Linked DNA regions of Mus musculus: region 1 is linked to region 2. A link is a contact called in ENCODE Hi-C or POLR2A ChIA-PET data. All regions are on one chromosome and are shown on one strand. Each heading gives the region's core, a stretch centred on a gene start or an enhancer-like site at or near the end of the contact. The rest is flanking DNA. Distances are from core to core; before and after follow the strand shown.

Region 1 (2,700 bases), core at 88-2,587, 80 kb before region 2:
GTTTGCACCCCCGGCCCCCAGTTCTCTTGCATCAGAGAGGGTGGTGAGGCCCAAGCTCGAGCTTGAACAAAAGAACCTAGTTCAATTGCATCAGAATCAGCTCCCTGGTGGTTTTTTTTTTGGGGGGGGGCTCATGAACATTTCCTGGCACAACAGAGACTACACACAGGCACCACCATACCCATCTTTTTAATCTTCTAATCCAAAACAGTCCTTACTCCTTTTAATAGCATTGCTTCCTTCTTTGTTGCTGTGATAAAACACCATGACCAAGGCAGCTTAACGATTTTATTTTAGCTTATGGCTCCGGAGTGAGTCTATAATGGCCGGGCAGGGGCAGCAGCAGGCCAAGGACATGATGGCTGAAGTATTTTGTTGTGAGCCGGCATCAAACTGCACATACAGCGCCGAGAGCTCAAATTTAAGTGGTGTGTGTGTCTTTAACCTCTCCAATCTGCACAAGGCAGGGAACACCTCTAAACTACTCCAAATGGCCAAGACGAAGGGAGGTATTTCTCATTAAAATTACATTACTCTTGAATTATTTAAGTCAAAAAAAAATCGCACATTCTGGATGGGTGTTTCTTTCCTCACGGACATTCAACACGTTATGCTTATTATTTCCTTTAAACTCAAAAGGGCTTTGATTATACTTCCTCAGAGGTGACAGTCACTTCATGTTGACTGTCACTCGGTCATAAACATGCATAAAGTAAGGTTGTCTCACAACTAGTGATGCTGAAGTTGATCGCTGGGTGAGCGATTGCCAGCTTTGACTCTAAACATCCTACCTTTCTCTATTTTCTTACATCACATGGCTTTTACCTACCATGGGTGATGCCTAAGCACCTCAAATGGTCACCGTTCCACTTCTATCACTCTATCTTTATTGGCTATATTTATTTTCTAAACAACAAAAAACTTCCCTTCTCTTGACTTCAAGGTCTCGCTCTGTAGCCTTGGCTGGCCTGGAACTCGCTATGCGGGCTCAGACTCAGATCCGCCGCCGCCATCTGCCTCCCTGTGGGACACAAGGCACCCGCCATCACTCCCAGCCCGTTCCCGGTACTAAATCTCATCAGGGCTGGGCAGAAAGGCTCGCGAGTTTACGCCGCAGGGAACCGGAGGACAACACCCACCACAGAGAACCACTCGCTGCCGCTCCCAGCACGAGGCGGAACTGACGTAAAACGAACATGCCCTCTGCCCCCGGCGCGGCCCAGACACGTCACTTCCTGCCCATCAGACCACACCCGCTCCGCCTTCCGAGGCTGCAATCGCAGGCTGCTGAGAGGGCGGCGAGGGTCATGTGACCCGGGCGCCATCTTTTCCACGAGAGTCCGTAGGTCTCGCGAGATCTCGCTCGCCTTGTCTCTCTCTCCTCCTGCCCGAGGCCGGCTTCTCTCCCCTCCCCCTCGCTGGCGGACTTTCTCCTTTTCCGACCGAGGCTCGTCGCGGCGGAAAATCTTTCCCGGCTGCAGCCGCCCCTGACGCCGCTCGCCTCGCCTCGCCTCCCCGACCCCTGCCCGCCGTCCCGACCCCAGCCCCACCCAAGGTAACGAGCCCCTGAGGGAGAGTCAGGCCTCCTCGGGCCTCGGGCTGGAGTGGAGGTGGAGGCGGAGGCCGGAAGCGAGGGCGCCGGCGTCAGAGCTGGGCCCGGCCAGGGCAGTGTGGGGAGGCAGCGGCTCTCGCACCCCCCAGTGGACGGCCCCGGCCTGCGTGGGGGCTTCCGGGACGAGGCGGCGAACGTGGCCGTCTGGGGGAAGCCTCTGTGAGGGTGCGGGGCTCGGCGGTTTCCATGGACGCGGAGGTCTGCGTTCCCTGGTGGGAGATGGTGGACCGGGGCTCCAGCGGGCTCGGGGAAGCCCGCGCGCGGACGGGAAGACTCGGCCGGGGTTCCAGGCTTCCGGTGGGCCGGAATGTCCCGGAGGTGTCCCCCGAGGACCCGTATGTTTGCCCCGCGGCCGCCCAGAGGGGCTTCTGGACCCCTGGCGACGCCGAGCTGCGTTGGGCGAGAGGCGGGTTTCTAGGATGACCTCCGTGTGAAGGAAGAGTGAGCGCTCCGAGCGGTTCCCTCCACCGGAGAGAAAGGCGAGGAAACGCCGAAGGTGTAGTTAACCGAAAACCGCTTCCTCTGACTGGGGGGAAGAACCCGTCCGTGCGAATTTTAATTTCTCTTGATTTTTGACTTTCTCAGCTTTTGAAAAGTATGTCGCAGTCTTTATTGACATACACTGTCTTCCTATGATATATGATACTTAAAGAAGAAGCAGGGTTTTTTTTTTTTTTTCTTTTTTAATAGCATGATTTTTCCGGGGGAACTCTTTCTGTGTAGAATTGACCAGCCGTATCTGCAGTCTTTAGAATTTAATTGCCTTGAAGTTTGTGGATTAGTTAAATATGAATAAAGTTAAAATGGTGATGAACGGAACTTGAATTTTGTAGCAAGAGTGATTTAAATTAGACAGGTCAGAGGAAGTTTTTTTTTTGTTGTTGTTTTTTTGTAATTTGATATTTGACTTGCCTTATGGGCCTTTATTTTCCTCAGATGTCAGAGGATCTAGCAAAACAGTTGGCTAGCTACAAAGCTCAACTCCAGCAAGTAGAAGCTGCCCTTTCTGGAAATGGAGAAAATGAAGATCTATTGAAACTGAAGAAGGATTTGCAAGTAAGTACAGGTGGACACTTGGAGTTGAGGTT
Region 2 (2,833 bases), core at 267-2,766:
CGGGGGGGGTGGGGGTGGACGGAACCCTGTAAGGCGTTTGCCTTGCTCGTCCTGTGCGTCTCTGAAAATAAAGAAAATGGACACAACCGCCCACACCTTTTCCCCCAACTATTGTTTCTGCGGAATCCTAAAGTTTGCTTTTAGCCACGTCCCCCTCGCCAAGTCCCCCCCTCCCTACCCCAGCGCGCGCAGGACCGCAGGTCCAGGGAGGGCTGCCGGCGCTGCCTGGTTCCTCTGGCCTGTTTCTTTGAGGGGACCAGAGGCCGTGGCATCCCAGAGGCAAGGAGGCACAGGGGAACTGTGTCTGTGGACACGATGGCCTGAGCCTAGTCCTGCTGTGGAAGGAAGGAGAAACGAAGTAGGCAGGAAGAAGAGCCGGAGTCCACGGCGCGGAGAGCTGTTCGGTGGTGGCGGTTGTTATTGTTGTAATGTGTGTCTGTGTTTTCTTTCTGGAAGCCCTGAGCTCTGCAAACGGTTTCCAACTTTCAGCTTCTCATCCCCACCCAACCCTGGAACGAGCGACAAAAACAGAAACAAAACAAAACAAAAAAATAAAAACAAAACAAAACAAAAAAAAAAAAACCAAAACCATAAGCCAAACCAAAACACTTGTCTGCCGGAGTAGGCTCCGGAAAGAAAAAGGAGGAAAAAAAAAAAAAAAAGGGAAGAAAGGCGACCTCGGAGAGACGAGCTCGCAGCCTCTCAGCCCAGTTGTCAGCAAACAACAACACTCCCCCACTCCTCGGCCAGGCCGTCCTCCGGGCCTGCTGGAGACCGACAGACCAAGGCACCGACAGGCTCCCTCTCCCCTTCGCTGTCTTTGTTACATCTTTAGCAGCTTTGTGCGTGCGTGCGTGTCCTTTCTCCGGTGTCATCGGCTTTACTGCCGAGGGTACGTGTGTGTGTGTGTGTGTGTGTGTGTGTGTGTGTGTGTGTGTGTGTTTGTTGCGGGGGGGCGGCGGCGAACCGAGTAAGCGACAGGGGTCGCACAAGGGGGTGAGAAAGAAAGAGCTGGACGCAGGCGAGCAGTCGGGGCCCCCAAACTTACTTTTGTTTTCTTTCTCGATCTGCTCCAGGTAGCTGGCTGCCTCGAGCAGAATCTGCACGTTCTGCAGAAAAGTGTTGATGTGCTTCTCCATCGAGTTCTCGCTGGTGTTGAAAATGTCCGAGAAGGGGCACCGGGGCTTGGCCCCCGCCGGCTCCTCCGGCTGCGCCGGGGGCTGGGGCGCGGCCGCGGCCGGGGGCATGGCCGGGGGCGCGACGGGGACCAGCCCCGCGCCCTCGCAGCGCGCCTCCTTGCGCGGCCGCCCGCGTTTGCCCATGGAGGCACGGGGGTCCGCGGAGCTGCTCCTTGTCCGGGGCTGCGCGGCCGGCCGAGCTGCAGGGCCTCTGGGAGACCCGGCCTGCTGGAGTCACCGAGGCACCGGGGCAAGGAGCCGGCCTGACTGACTTCCCGAGCCTCGCTGCGTGCGGTTGTGAGTGTGAGTGTGTGTCGCTCTCGCTGTGTGGGTCTGTGTGTATGGGAGATTGAATGAACCTACAGGACGGACGGAGGCGCTGTGGCGCCTGGGTCCTAGTGCGAGCCCGATGCCATCTGACCGGTCAAAATAAATGGTGGCGGCTAGGGAGGCAGGGCCCGCCCCCTGCCTATCCAGCACCCTTCCCCGCCTCTCCGCAAATCCTAGCTGCGTAGACAGCACTGTGCTTTAATAAGAATGGGAAAAAAAAAAAAAAAAACCCTCGGATGTCTCTAGGTGGACCTGGATAAAAACAATTTTTCTTTACAGAAAAATAAATTCAGCACAATGCCTGGCACATAGGAGGTCCCCAATAAATGATAGCTGCTAGGCATTTTTTAAAAAAATAAAAAAGACCTTATTTCAAAATCAAACAATAAAAGCCCAATTCTGACGGGAAGAATAGAAACATCACATGTAACTAGAAACTCCTCCCAACACAAACATTTTACACATGACCCCTCACACGCTCGAACACACACACACACACACACACACACACACCTGTGTGTACCTTCACACAAGCAGAGGAAGTCTCCAGGCTACCCTGTCCGGGTTCAGATTTACCGACTCCTTTGCAACCCTTCAAATGCAAAGTTATTTTCCAGGAAGCGGGAGGAGATGTGAGCATCTCTCCACACTCACTCAGTCCAGCTGTGCAAAGCTCACAGCAGGGCGTCACTACAACTGCCTGCCCTTTCACTTGACAGAGTGCCCCCTAGATAGAAGTGGCAACCTAGGAACCTCTTCTTCCCTCCTTCCCTCACTCCCCACTCCCACACCTGGAGTCTTTATCCCCTACTCCCTCCAACAGTTTCACTGCTGCCACTGGGAGCCACCAGGCCTGCCTGACCAGAGTGTGGGAGACACCTGGATAGCCTGGTAAAGAAGGCTTGGAGTTCTCGGCCTACTCAAGCAGACTGAACAAATCAAATCCTCTAACCCTTCCTGGTCAAAATTTGCACATCCCTGAAACCTCTGAGAAGATGCTTTCGTGAACTAAGTCAAAACTACACCTAGAACATCTTGGGCACATACTAAGAATTTTTGTTTTGTTTTGTTCCTGAAGATCAAAGCTTTGTGCCTGCTGGGCAAGTGTTCTCACACTGGGCTACAATGGCAGCCCCTCTGTGAGAACTTTCTCAGTTGGAACCTAGGTCCCCTTTGCTGCTGTAACTTGAATCTAAGTCAGAATGAATGAGGTAAACAAGACTTTTCTGCACTTCACTGGAAAACAGTTCTAAAAGGAATCTACCCAGACTGACCTCGTAAGGGGACCTGGACTTGTGCTGCCCCCTGTCCTCACCAGCCCAGAG

Evidence for each region. A loop is a pair of places that touch in the nucleus more often than their neighbours do. ChIA-PET counts read pairs that join two places held with the same protein, here RNA polymerase II (POLR2A).
Region 1: a map of heart shows a loop between it and region 2 (10-fold over the local background). The contact joins the promoter of Smndc1 here to the promoter of Mxi1 in region 2. A Hi-C loop is called at or near these places in 1 of 37 maps with a recorded cell type or tissue (heart). POLR2A ChIA-PET finds 5 or more read pairs at or near these places in 3 of 5 experiments (Patski and embryonic stem cell).

What each region holds. Positions count from the first base shown.
Region 1 is chr19:53,389,271-53,391,970 of GRCm38, reverse strand. It overlaps Smndc1 (survival motor neuron domain containing 1), which reads left to right and starts at 1,337. Exons shown (of 6, transcript NM_172429.3): 1 at 1,337-1,555; 2 at 2,549-2,668. The coding sequence starts at 2,549.
Region 2 is chr19:53,309,189-53,312,021 of GRCm38, reverse strand. It overlaps Mxi1 (MAX interactor 1, dimerization protein), which reads right to left and starts at 1,516. Exons shown (of 6, transcript NM_001008542.3): 1 at 1,049-1,516. The coding sequence starts at 1,322. All of the region lies in intron 2 of Gm30541 (a long non-coding RNA gene), which reads left to right.